Linked DNA regions of Mus musculus: all the other regions are linked to region 2. The links are chromatin contacts, found by Hi-C or POLR2A ChIA-PET in ENCODE. All regions are on one chromosome and are shown on one strand. The core of a region is the stretch at or near the end of the contact, and the rest is flanking DNA. Distances in the headings are between cores, read along the strand shown. Region 1 holds the start of Tm2d3 (TM2 domain containing 3). Region 2 holds the start of Selenos (selenoprotein S). Region 3 holds the start of Lrrk1 (leucine-rich repeat kinase 1).

Region 1 (3,835 bases), core at 1,161-3,660, 390 kb before region 2:
GATAGGAGAGGGGCTCAGACGCCACCCTTCCCCTCAATCATGCTCATGAGACTGGAATTCAGTAAGCAGTATTGAGGAGAAACTCGGGTGTGTATCAAATGACGTTAACTTATGGCAGGTAAATCACTCATTTAAAAATGTTTATTTCTCTTTCATTTCTACAGTGGTTGGCGAAAAGGAAAAGATCAACAATGCAGTAAATGTTCGAACAAGAGACAACAAAATTCATGGAGAAATATCAATAGCTTCCGTCATTGAAAAATTGAAGAACCTCAAAAAATCACGTACGCTAAATGCCGAGGAAGACTTCTGAAGGCTTCTCCTTGGGCTTCTATATAACCTTGTTTTGACTTCTGAAATGTATTTTCCCTGTCACTTAAGATATTAGTACTTCTAAGAACCCTAGGGCCACTTGTAGGGCTCTAATGAGTTCAACCTAAGAAGGAAAAGTGATTATTTGATATAAACAAAATTTTAATTTGTTGTGTTCTGAGACTAAATAGGAGAAGCTGGAGAAATTTGCAAGCTATCAAGACTCCAGAGACCTCAGTGATAAAATGGTGTCCATTCAAAGAGGGGAACACTAGCGAGAATTATCAGAAATCATGCTTTGTTTCTTTCTCAAAAGATGTGCTTCCAGCCTGGGGGCTGTAGCTTCGTGACCAGAGCATCCGCGTTGCATGTATGAGGCCTGAGCTCCATCCCCAGCAGCCACCACCTCTCACCCAACAATGACAGGAATAGGCTTTCAATAAAAGCCCATGGCCCTTTTGTAACATGGAGGGGAGATGTCTTATTTTCTAATACACACATCTCAGGTATTTTTATGGCTGCTTTACTAAAGTTCACACTGAAACTCATGCCCAAAGCTGGAATTGCTATTTCATTTAGTGTGCAATCATAAGAGAAGTACTAATATCCTGTTAGTGGCAAAGGACTATGAAACCTCAAAGAGATTTTGTACAATCTGTTATTTGCATTGTGAGTTAAGAGTTACAGTTTTAATGCTTCTAATCATAATTCATTATATTTATCTTTAGAAACACTAAAGTCCTAAATAAAATGCATCACATGGTGTTTCTAGAGCCTCGGTATGTTCCATTGTTGGACGCTTGCCTGGAGTTGAACCACTGCTTTCCTGGGGTGTTTCACTTGTATGTTGAATCGAGTATATTTCTGATTTTTTTTTTTTTAAATCAAGACTGGGTTTCACGATGTAGTTCTGGCTGGCCTAGAACTCACTGAGATTTGCCTGTCTGTGCCTCTGGACTGCATTTCTGATATATTTAAATTATTTTTATTTTGTGTGCATGGGTATTTTGTCTGTTGTCTGGGCACTGCAAGAGTGTCTTGTGCTTATAGAGGTCAGAAGAGGGTGCCAGATTCCTGGAACTGTAGTTCTGGGTGATTGTGAGCCGCAGGTGGGTGCAGGGAATCAAATCTAGGTCCTCTGGAAGAGCAGCCAGTGCTCCTAACTGCCGACTCAGCTCTCCAGACCCTGTAGTTCCGATTTCAACCTTATTGTCTTGGCACTTAATTAAAATACCGTTATGCCAAAGAGAAATTAGTTACAGATTTATTTCACTAGGTGCAGCAGAATTCAAATTAGATGCAGAGAAGCATCAGTCTTTGATATATTATTGATTCTCCTGAACATGAAGAGTGAAGCATCATAGATGAAACCAGTGTGAGGGTGTAGGGTGCGAATTGTAACCATTTTTAAAGCTAACATTTACTGCAGGATTGTTGTGCGCCGAACACCATTTCATGTACTTTTTCACTTATCAGATGTGCAAGTGGGAATTTGGGGACCCCAAAGTGCAAGTCAACAGAGAGAGACATACCAACAGCATGCTTCCTGAAGTATATGCCATAGAAACAACGTAGGTTGCAGAGAGCAGCTCCCCCTCCTCGAGGTTGCTCTCCTGGCCAGTTTGGGGTTGGACTCTGCTCCTACGTGAAAATTCCACACACTTGGCTCTTGTCCCAGGCCCTGAGACCTAACCTGTTTTTCCAGTCTCAGAGGAACTCTAAACTCCGCGTGTCCCCCAACAGGCTGTGGTAAAACCTAAGGCAGGAGCCCTGGGTCCTGGTGCATGGGACTCTTGGAGCTGCTTCCCTGGCTTCATGGGTCAGCGGAACTAAAATGGGCTAACCACATCGCATCACAACCGTTTCCCAGACTCCCAATGGAAAGAGAAGGGCATCTCTTCAAAGGCAGTGAGGGGCTATTCTGGTCCGAGCTACTTCCTGCTGCTGCGGGTCCCCAGTTTCATTCATTTCCCTTGGCCAACAGCACTCAGAGCACGGCGACAAGGAGACCACCCAACCTCCGAGCTGGGAAGCAATGACACCCGCCGGCGGCGCCCCGCAGCAGTGCGCCTGCGGGCCGCGCCCGGACACGCCCCCTTCGGCGCGCCCCCACCACAGCCCCGCCTCCTGGCCCGGAAGTGCGCACGCGCAGCGACAAAAATGGAGGCTGCGGCCGAGCCGCTGCGGTCTGTCCGCCACCTGTCCCGCGTGCTGCTTTTCCTGTCCCAGTGCTACATTCTGTCGGGAGATGGTGAGTTCAAGGCTGGGGGCCGCACCGGGTGAGCTGGTGGCAAGGGGGTCCCCGGAGCCGCAGGAGGCCGGCGACCGACGCCTGGGCGCCGCAGCCCGAGGCCGCAGCACTGCGCTCCAGCCCGCCCCGAAAACCGGTGTTCCCTGAGTCGGTAGCCCAGAACCCCAGTCGACCCCGTCATTTCCGTTTCTTGAGCCGTAGATGCCCAGTGCAGCCCCTACCTGTTAAGCACACAAACCAAGGGTATCCTATCCCATGATAACATGCCTTTCTAATTGTAGGATCCTTAAATTTAGAGCATTCGCAGCCGCTGGCTCAGGCAATAAAGGATCCGGGCCCAACACGTACATTCTCTGTAGTTCCCAGGGCAGCAGGTACTAGACGTTTTCTATTCTAGTAAATGTGCATATTTATAAGGAGTAGTTGCCCGCCCCCCTTTGTTTTCGATACAGGTTTCTTTAGTATAAGAAGTCGCCTTTTGGTTTTGGCTGTTAGATGTGGTGTTGTTTAGATATGTAAATTAAGGGCAGACAGCCGCTTTCAGTAGACAGTTTTGGTCTTTTTGAAATCTATGACTTACCTCTTCATCCAGCCTTACAGGACTCTTCGTTTCTGTTTATTTTTTATTTTCCACTCTCTTCCAGTTCTTTAGCCAGTACTGTTTTCCCTTGAGTTAAAAACCAACCAACCAAACACCGAACTCTACAATGCTTCCCTAATGTTATATGATGTGCTGGGTTAAGAAGGTTGGATAGATACCTGGAGGATAATCCGGGTGAGATCGGGCTTTGAGGGATCTTTGTTTCCTCACCTTTGCAGCCACTGTAGTTATCTTGATTTAAGGCCTTTTCAGCCTTGTGATTTGAACCTTCCAACCTCGGGCCACATGGAGATAGGAACAATAGTGGGAAATGGTATTTATAGCGTTAGCCACTTCATGTCACTTCCAAGTATTCCTGTTTTGCTAACTGTCCGCTAGCTCTTTAGGTTCATCTGTTTGGAGTCCTATTATTTCAGGGATTGGACTTGAAACTGGCAGAGGCATTTCACAGATTTTTATTTCGACGTATATACTAACACCAGTATTTTCTAGAATTGGAGGGCTGAGGGTGTTGTCATTTTTGTGGTGGGGGCGCGCCGAAGGGGGCGTGTCCGGGCTTCATTTTTCCATCAGTAACTTTTGCTGGAAAGGACATTGGATTGGATTTGGAGAGCTGTGTGTTCTGGTTCCAGTTCTGTCCAACATGTCCTCTGGTATTTTGCATAGACTCT
Region 2 (4,351 bases), core at 516-3,015:
ATTCCTTGGCTAAGACTATGTAAAATAATGATTTCATTATTACACTGTTTTATCTGTGTATCATGTACTTTGATCCTATCCATTCACCTCCCTTTTTATTGGTTTTGGGTTTTTGGTTTTTTTCAAGATAGGGTTTCTCTGTAGTCCTGGTTGTCCTGGAATTCACTCTGTAGATCAGGTTGGCCTTGAACTCAGAAATTTGCCTGCCTCTGCCTCCCAAGTGCTGGGATTAAAGGCATGGTTTTGGTTTTTTAAGACAGGGTTTCTCTGTGTAGCCCTGGCTGGAACTCACCCTGTAAACAGAGCTGGCCTCTAACTCAGGGATCAGCCATCCTCTGCCTCCTGAGTGCTGAGATTAAAGGAGTGAGCCAGCACCTCCTCTTTTAATGAAACTAACCCCTCTTAACCAGTGTGCGGGGATTAAAGGCTTTTAAGGCAAGGTTTCTCTGTGTAGCCCTCACTGTCCTGAGCGTCAAATTCAGAGACTCACCTGTGTCTGCCTGCTGAGTGCTGGGGTTGAAGGTGTGTGCCAACATTTCCCCTCCACCTTGTCTTTTAATGAAACTAAACATTACTTATTTCATCATCATGATTGCAGATGTTAAGGGACTGGATCAACAGGCAAATGAGCAACCTCCTCTCTCGTAACCAGATGTTTCACTTGCTCTGTATGATGTGAGAAATCACCTTAAGCAAAGAGAGAGGGTTCAAACTGGCCTCAGAGGTGGGGTGGCAGTCATCGGTACCAAAAAAGAAAAAAAAATTAAACTGATCCTTTTTTACCACTGAGAAAACTATTAAAATCATAAAACTTTAAAAATTTAGCAATTTTTTAAAAAAGCCATGTTGTGTCTGAAAAAAAAAATCAGCAAATTCATGGCTATCTTCATATTCTTAGCTTCATATCCAGTCATCAAAGTCTATTTTCAAGGTGGTTGATAATGTGAAGTGACTCCAGGCTTTTCTCTCCCATGTCCCCAGATGGAGTCGCTGAATTAGAAGATCCTTAACAGACTAGTTTTTATGACACAGTGAGTTTTATTTCCATTTTGGAGATTCAAAGTCCTCAAGCTTGGTACAGCACCGTATAGATTCCATCAGGCTCCTCAGGCTGAGTCATCTCACGGTGGGGTGCACAGAAATCTAGTCTCTTTTTCTCTGGGGACACCCACATTGACCTCATATAGTAGTTTCCCAAAGGATCCCACCTTTAAACACCACAGAGTTCTCACCTTCTTAATCCCATTAATCTATGGAAACTTGATTCCATCAGTTCCTTTTCAAATCGCAGCTATCTCCTTTATTGCCTTCCTAGTATGTTGCAGAGAACCATTACAAAAACTGTGGTAATGTAACACATAAGAGCCTAAGTTGAAGTCATTACTACATTAATTCCTTCCCTTGAGACAGTGGATCAGAAGAAAGGAATTCTAAGTAGATCGCTTTCCGCACGTTAGGGGAGGGGAATCTATGCTGCAAACCTTTAGGGCCCGGTGACAAGGGCGGGACTCAAATCTCATCTCCAGGAGGTTTCAAATCTCTTGAGCCTCAATGTCCAATCAGTATCAAATACAAGATCGGTTATCCGAGCTATGCCGAGTTGAGCTGCGAGCTCCTCCCTGAAAGTCAAACGCGCTTCCGCCTGGGCATCTTTCAGCCCCGCCCTCTGGTCACACCCCCCCTGTGATTGGTCGAGCGTCGAGGTAGGTCGAGCCACGATAGGTCAGTACCGCCACGGCAGTGAGCGCCACGTGTACATAGGGCCGAACCGGAAGCGCAGAGCAGAGAGGAGCAGCGGGCTTGTCGTTGGTGGCGGTGGCGGTGGCCGCCATGGATCGCGATGAGGAACCTCTGTCCGCGAGGCCGGCGCTGGAGACCGAGAGCCTGCGATTCCTGCACGTGACAGGTCAGGGGCGGCGGGCGCCGCCATGCTCGGTGGGTCGGCCTCCAGGAGGCTTGGCGTTAACGCCGCGGACTGGCCGAGCCTGCTTGTTGGGCCGGAGCTCACCTTTCTCGAAGTCGCCCTAGCTGGGCGGGCGCTCGCGGACTTGGCTCACGGGAGTCCCTTTAACATTTTCCTTTTGCAGTGGAGTCCTCCGCCCGGCGTTTCACTCTACCCGACACTAACACACTGTTGTCTCACTCCTTAACAAAGTGTAACTCACGGAGTCTGGATGGCCTTTGCTTTCCTGAATCAGATAGACACGTCCCCTTTAGTCCTTCAGAACCTAGCTGCTGGGCTCTGCACCCTCCGGGCTACTCCCGAGTCCCCTTGTAGTTGAGAAGTTTCTGTACCCAGCGATTCGCTTCTTAGGAGTCCATTTCCAGCTAGACTGTGAAGGTTCTGAAAGAAGAAGCTATGACTATTTTTGTAGAGTATTATTGAAAAAAATGCTATTACCATTTCTGAAACTGGTTTCTTTCTCTTTTTTTTTTTTTTCCCCCCAGTGGGCTCCCTGCTGGCCAGCTATGGCTGGTACATCCTCTTCAGCTGCATCCTACTCTACATTGTCATCCAGAGGCTCTCCCTTCGACTGAGGGCTTTGAGGCAGAGACAGCTGGACCAAGCCGAGACTGTTCTGGGTTAGTGCCATGTGGTAGAAATGAAGGCGCCTGTCATTTACTTAGTGGGTGGTGGCAAGACATGCCTTTGAGGTTTGAAAGATTTTTATTGAGATGCAAAGACTCCGTGATGGTGTATAGCATACTCAATGCACATCTTGTTCGGTGCATGGGGACCAGTCCCTGGAGATGGCCAGGTCTTGTGGAGGAAACAAGAAGTGTCAAGGGGCGGGGGTGGGGGTGGGGGGATCAGGCATTGGGGTCCTGGGAATCTTGCCACCTGACTGACTGGAAGTGGGGTGCTGCTTTATACAGCACTCCGTAGACAGGGATGGATTCATAGATCATATTTTTGTCCCCAGATGTATTTTAGCTTCCTCGTAGTCATAAGTTTAGCCATCATTGATAAACCGTGACAGAGCAGAGTTATCTTTTACAATCATTTTCCCTCATCAACCCCGTAGCCCATTTTTTTAAAGAATCTAGAGGCATATTTTGCCAAAGCATGACAGTCCATTCTCAGGCTGGTAGCTCTTATGGTTTCAAAGGCACTAGACAGAAAATCTCCAAGCCAGCCTGGGTAGGTTGTCATGTCCTATGGCAGTAGATTAGCAGTTTATTTAATCAACTTTTGATGGTTAGAGTGCTAATTGTCATTAGGCCCAAGGAAAATCTTCAGGCCAGAACTGCTACAGTTATTATTCAATTTTGGATGTAATACAATGTTTTTATCTTTGTGGAATTTATTTTTAGGTCTGAACTTGGTATTCTTTTGTTCCTTGGCCATAGGACATCACAGTGGTCCTGCATAGACTAATTTTTCCAAGGGAGGTCTTAATCCCTCATTCTTCTATCATTTATCCACACCATCCTTTGTCCATCAGGATAAGCCCCCGTGTAGGGCAGAGATAACTCAAGCCGGTTTAACTTTGTTGTTGTATCTTTTTCCTGGAGGGGCATTCCATATGTGCCCCCCCCAATGTTATATATGCCACGTATTCCCCTGAGTGACAGGAGGAAGAGGCTTTAACCTGATTGATCGGCTGCCAACCTCTCCAGCCTGCTGAGTCTTATTTCTCTTTTAAGTTTACCTTGTTCTAATTATCTTGTGCCTGAGTAAATGGAGAGGCGAGTGCGTGATCCAAGGATATCTTGGAGCCTGAGCCTCACAAGGAGATCTCTGGTGTCTTTATTTGAGACACAACCTCCGGGCCTAAGGAAGACCCTCAAGTAGAGCCAGATAAGGATGTCTCCCTAAAAGTGGGGTGAGTGGTATGCTTAGGACTCCCCTAGGAACGCTTAGAAGCTGTCCTCTTGGGAGAAGGCATAAGAGAGTCATACGCTTCCCATCAATCCCCAAGTTGTACAAATATTAAAAGTCCCCAAGCATGCAACACATGGAGATCAAGACCAGAAGTGGAAGACCATGTGACAGCGATTGTATCGCTCTGCTCAGCTTTGATAGATAGCGGTCAAGCAGCTGTGCTGGCTTTGTGACTTTCACTGTTCCCATTAGCTGTGGCTGGGCCAGTTAGTGGGTCTTAATTTACAGAGGATTAAAATGAAAATGTCACCCTTTTCTTTGTGCTCCAGCGACACCCCCCAGTGAACCTCTCTAGAATTATTGTGAGTGACCAGAAACTCAGTGTTAGGGTCTGTCTGTCCCTCCATCCCTCCCTCCCTCCCTTCCTTCCTCCCTCCCTTCCTTCCTTCCTTCCTTCCTTCCTTCCTTCCTTCCTTCCTTCTTCCAGTTACTGTGCCACACCTCCCCCCATCTCCAGTGTTAGGT
Region 3 (4,288 bases), core at 192-2,691, 310 kb after region 2:
TCTCCCATCTTGAAGTGGGGGCATCTGGGATTGCACCTTTGTCTCATCTGGCTTTAAGCGGATTCTGAATCTGAATTCAGATCCTCACACGTGATCAGCAAGTGCTTTGTATACTGAGCCATCTCCTTAGCTGGTTTATTTAGTTAGTTATAATAATTATATCCAAACTATTAAGGAGACTGTTGTAGGTGTGGGGGAAGGAAACGTTTGGCTGACTAGAAAAGCCCCTCTAAGGACAAATTAGGTGTTGGTATGCTATATTCTTCTGGAACATGAGCAAGGACAATGAAAACCAAATCACAGAAAGAATTCAATGCTAAAGTTTTTCAAAGTGTACAAATCGTAGGTCCTTTGATGCTGCTATGTGAGTGTGAGTGACCAACTCATCAAAAATAGGTTATTTGGTGAGAATTTGCTAAGAGAATTTGCCTTTAAGACCCTATCTATCCTGCTCCGGTTTTTGCAGGGATGAGCATCATGTAAGAGAAAAACGTAATGGCCTCAAACTATTAAAAGCCAGACTGAACTGGCTGTCAGCATCCCTAGAGTCTCTCCATTGCTGTCTTTCTTACTGCCCCTCCAGGAATTCTTGTTCTCATCCATTAAGGACTGCCACTGGCTCCAAGCAACAGAGCCCATAGGCAAAGTGATGGGACCACAGGGTGAGAAACATGCCCCACGCGTGGAGCAGGGGAAGACCTCCAGACCATCCAGCACCACCCGGCTGTCCCGCACGCGCGGGAAGAGCCTCGCTGGGCCTTTGCCTCCAGCCACTCGCGCCCACGAACTCCCACGCTTAGACCCCACCCCCACTCCCAAGTTAAAAGTCAGGCTTTTTTTTTTTTTTTTTTTTTTCCAAACGCAAAAGAACTTTGTAGTCTCCCTAGTGTTTCCTACTTTTGTTTCTGAACTCGGCTCCCCGCCCCCGCCCCGCTCCGATCCCAGGCTGGTTTTCGGCTGCCCCAGCTCCCGGGTTCTAGCTCTGCACTCGCTTTAACCCTTCAAGGGGCGAGGGTCGCTGCGCAGCCCAGAGAGGCAGCGAAGAGACCCCGGGCAGCCCGAGTTCCAGACGCCCACCGGAGCTGTGACCTGCGGGTCCCGGACACAGGCCGGGGTCCGGAGCACGCGGTCGCCCGGGGTACGGGGTGCTGAGCTGGGGAGAGGAGCTGTGGGGCGAGGCGAGACGCAGGGCACAAGCAGGCGACGGCGGCTGCACGCGGGGACCCGGGCGCGGGACGGGGTGGTGCGGGCAAAGCTTGGATCTAAGGTGCGGGCTTCGCTCGGGTCCTCGGACAGGGCGCGGGTCGGAGCAGCACTTACCTGCGGCGGCAGGGTCTGGAAGCCGCGGATCGGCGACATCAGAGGGCCGGGGCCTGCCGGTCCTACCGTACTCTGCCCTGCAATGCTCTGGCCGCCGGGGGCCAGACGCACTTCCTCAATCCTGCGGCCGCCTGGCGGGCGGAGAGGGCGGGTGGCGCGGAAGCAGGGCTGTGCCAGAGGGTCGGCCGCCCCGACCTCCCCTGGATGGCCTGCCTCGGTTTCCCTAGCTGCAAGATGTCGGTGACCAAGCTCACTGCTCTTGTGCCTCGGTAGACGCTTGGGTCTTGAAACTTTGTGGACTCCTCTCCAAATTTGAATGCTTTGCTGCCTTCCCTGCGGACAGGCACAGTGACAAGGTTGTGCCTTTCCTACCCTGCTCGAGTAACAGATTAATTTTTATCCTGTTTGCTGGCCATATACTGTGACTGTAAATATTAAGAGAGCGAGAATATTAATGTGTGTGCAGGTCTTTATGGAGCGGTGCAGAAACTACATTTTAAAAGTTGATGTTTTGTAAACTGCGCTTTTTCACCACACGAGTTCGCTAACTTAAATTATGGACGTTTGCAAAGATATTACTAGCTGATGAATATTTTTCGATTTTCGAACTCCGGAGTAGCTGGGATTACAGGAGCATGCCACCCTGACTGGCTGCTTGTGGCGATGAGGTGGAATGTTGTCAGTTGATTCCACTGAAGTTAATAACCAAACGCGGCTATACACTCAGCAGGCAAGCTTCGGATTCCGCTCGTTTTCCCCGAGAAAAGATAATCCTTGGTAGAAAATCAGTACTGGACCGAAGTGCTTCTTACTGGTAAGAATGAATATTCCTGAGACCAAGTGCAAAGAACATTGACAGACCGCCTCACTGGCAGCTCACAGAATTTGAGAAGCCGTGGGCCGCCTGAGATATTTTGGGAACACCTCAAGTGTTTGTTTAGAGTTGGAGTTTGTATCCCTAGTTGGCAAGGCCACAACCTCGCAGCTCTTCTACGTTCGCTCTTCTTTTCCTCCATCGAACACTGTTACAAAAATGTAGGTGGGGTTCTGCAATCCTGTCCTCACCACCGAGGTCCTCAGACCAATTAGCAAGGCCAGCAACATGACTGCTATGGAAAAGTCCCTAATAATTTGCAAGGCATGGCGTCAGCAGTTTGAATGAGCCTGGCTTGGTGGCGCCTTCAGGGCATACATACATCACTGCCACCTAGCGTTACTAAAAGGAAGTCCATGTCTAGAGCCAGGACCAACACACACTAAGAGGACTTGTGTTGCCTATGCTTAAGTGGCAAGAAATTTTCCACTTTAAACAATCTTAGAAATAGGTTAAGAAAAGTGCCCAATTTAAAACAAACAAACGAGCAAACAAAGGTCTGGAATATTCGACACATATATGAGCTTTTTTTGAGATGGCCATATCACAGTATTCAACTGTACCCAGTAGGTGTGTTTTAATCACAAGTTTGCAAAGGAGACAATTACAGAATAGCTAAAATTCCTTCTCACTTCTTTTTCATTCCTGCAGACCCATGTTTTTCTTGGGTTTGCTCACATCCCACCCTGACTTTCAGTCTGAGGTTGGAATTACCCTGTCTACAAAGGGGTCCTCTGATAGACAGTGGTCAGAGGTAGATCAGCCACCCACCTCCCTGAATGAGCATGACACTGCGGAGGCTAACTGTTCCTTTTGTCTTCTGACACTCGATTTTATTCAGCCAAATGCTCACTTTTGTTTGATGTCTCCCCCCCCCACACACACACACAATAATTTAAAGACCCTCTTCCGGTCTCCACCTACAATCACAGTTGGCTACAAGGATTCTAGTAGGCATTAGAAAGTAGGCACCCACCAAGAGCTGAAACTAGAACATCCCATAATGTCTTCTTTGAGAGAATGTGTCCAAGTGCATGCATATAATTGCACCTGCACACACTTATACACACATACTCACACATGTCTCTAGAGTGGTTCTGTTCAGGCAGGCGTGCTCTAATTAATCAGACAATAGGAGGTGTCATTTTAATATCATCCTATGCTCACATTTGGATCAGATATGAAGTGCTCATAAATATAGCAACACAAGCAGAGGGGCTTACTGAGAAAGCTCTGGTGCAACCTCCAGCACCATATTTTAAGGGGGTGATGTTTTCACATGTGTCAGAGGCCTGGTCTTGCAATGCTGAGTTCACAGTTTGATCGTTCCAGGCCTACACAAGGTTTCTGCTGCAACATCAATGTCAGGTCATAACCGGGTAACTGATGTCTCTTGGCAATTAGAAGCCTTAAGAACTTCAGCTAAGTCAAGTCTAGACCCTTAGATCATCATAGACAAAGTCACAAAAGTAGACACATGGCCACTATTTGGGGACAGGATTTTTTTCCCCAAATCCTCATTTTCTGCACTTGCCATTGTTGCCTTGTGATTAAAAGGAACTTAGGCAGCATAGAAGGCACCTTACACTTTGCCTGTGAGCCACGGAGCTCTTCACCATGCAAGACTGTAGAAATGGCCGTTACCATCAAGAAGAGCCCTGTGCGTGCCCGACTGGAGGCGTGTGATTTCATTTTCCCATTGTCTTATCAAAAGCCACATCGCACAGAAGTCTCAGAAAGAGAAGGGCCTGCCACAGAATTCAAATGGGGTTAGTCCTCCAATGAAAAACAATCAATGTTTCTCTGTGTCCAACTTTATTTTTTCATTGCTGAACACACAATCTGAACTTAAGATCAAAATCCCCAATCCAATTGATTTAAAAACCATACCACAGGGGTAAACCTTAAAAGAAGTGAGATCTAACATTATATAGATTTTCATTTCTAAGTACAGTATATTACAGAAGGTTAAATACACTACCTCCGTGTACTTACAGCTATAAAAAGATACATTAATGATACCAATTATAAATAATGTAACATTTCATATTAAAGGCATTATTGTACAATGGAAGAATAGCAACCCTCTAGTGT

Evidence for each region. Hi-C counts contacts between places; a loop is a spot of excess contacts on that map. ChIA-PET counts read pairs that join two places held with the same protein, here RNA polymerase II (POLR2A).
Region 1: POLR2A ChIA-PET joins it to region 2 with 10 read pairs in Patski. The contact joins the promoter of Tm2d3 here to the promoter of Selenos in region 2. A Hi-C loop is called at or near these places in 1 of 37 maps with a recorded cell type or tissue (left cerebral cortex). POLR2A ChIA-PET finds 5 or more read pairs at or near these places in 3 of 5 experiments (Patski and embryonic stem cell).
Region 3: POLR2A ChIA-PET joins it to region 2 with 11 read pairs in Patski. The contact joins the promoter of Lrrk1 here to the promoter of Selenos in region 2. POLR2A ChIA-PET finds 5 or more read pairs at or near these places in 2 of 5 experiments (Patski and embryonic stem cell).

The regions. Positions count from the first base shown.
Region 1 is chr7:65,691,007-65,694,841 of GRCm38, forward strand. It overlaps Tm2d3 (TM2 domain containing 3), which reads left to right and starts at 2,411. Exons shown (of 5, transcript NM_026795.3): 1 at 2,411-2,563. The coding sequence starts at 2,473. It overlaps Gm33234 (a long non-coding RNA gene), which reads right to left and starts at 2,436. Exons shown (of 2, transcript XR_391545.3): 1 at 1,845-2,436. Tarsl2 (threonyl-tRNA synthetase-like 2) reads left to right here. Exons shown (of 19, transcript NM_172310.2): 19 at 165-1,087. The coding sequence ends at 313.
Region 2 is chr7:66,077,884-66,082,234 of GRCm38, forward strand. It overlaps Selenos (selenoprotein S), which reads left to right and starts at 1,766. Exons shown (of 6, transcript NM_024439.3): 1 at 1,766-1,906; 2 at 2,449-2,583. The coding sequence starts at 1,831.
Region 3 is chr7:66,386,900-66,391,187 of GRCm38, forward strand. Lrrk1 (leucine-rich repeat kinase 1) reads right to left here and starts at 1,442. Exons shown (of 34, transcript NM_146191.3): 1 at 1,321-1,442. It overlaps Aldh1a3 (aldehyde dehydrogenase family 1, subfamily A3), which reads right to left. Exons shown (of 13, transcript NM_053080.3): 13 at 3,993-4,288.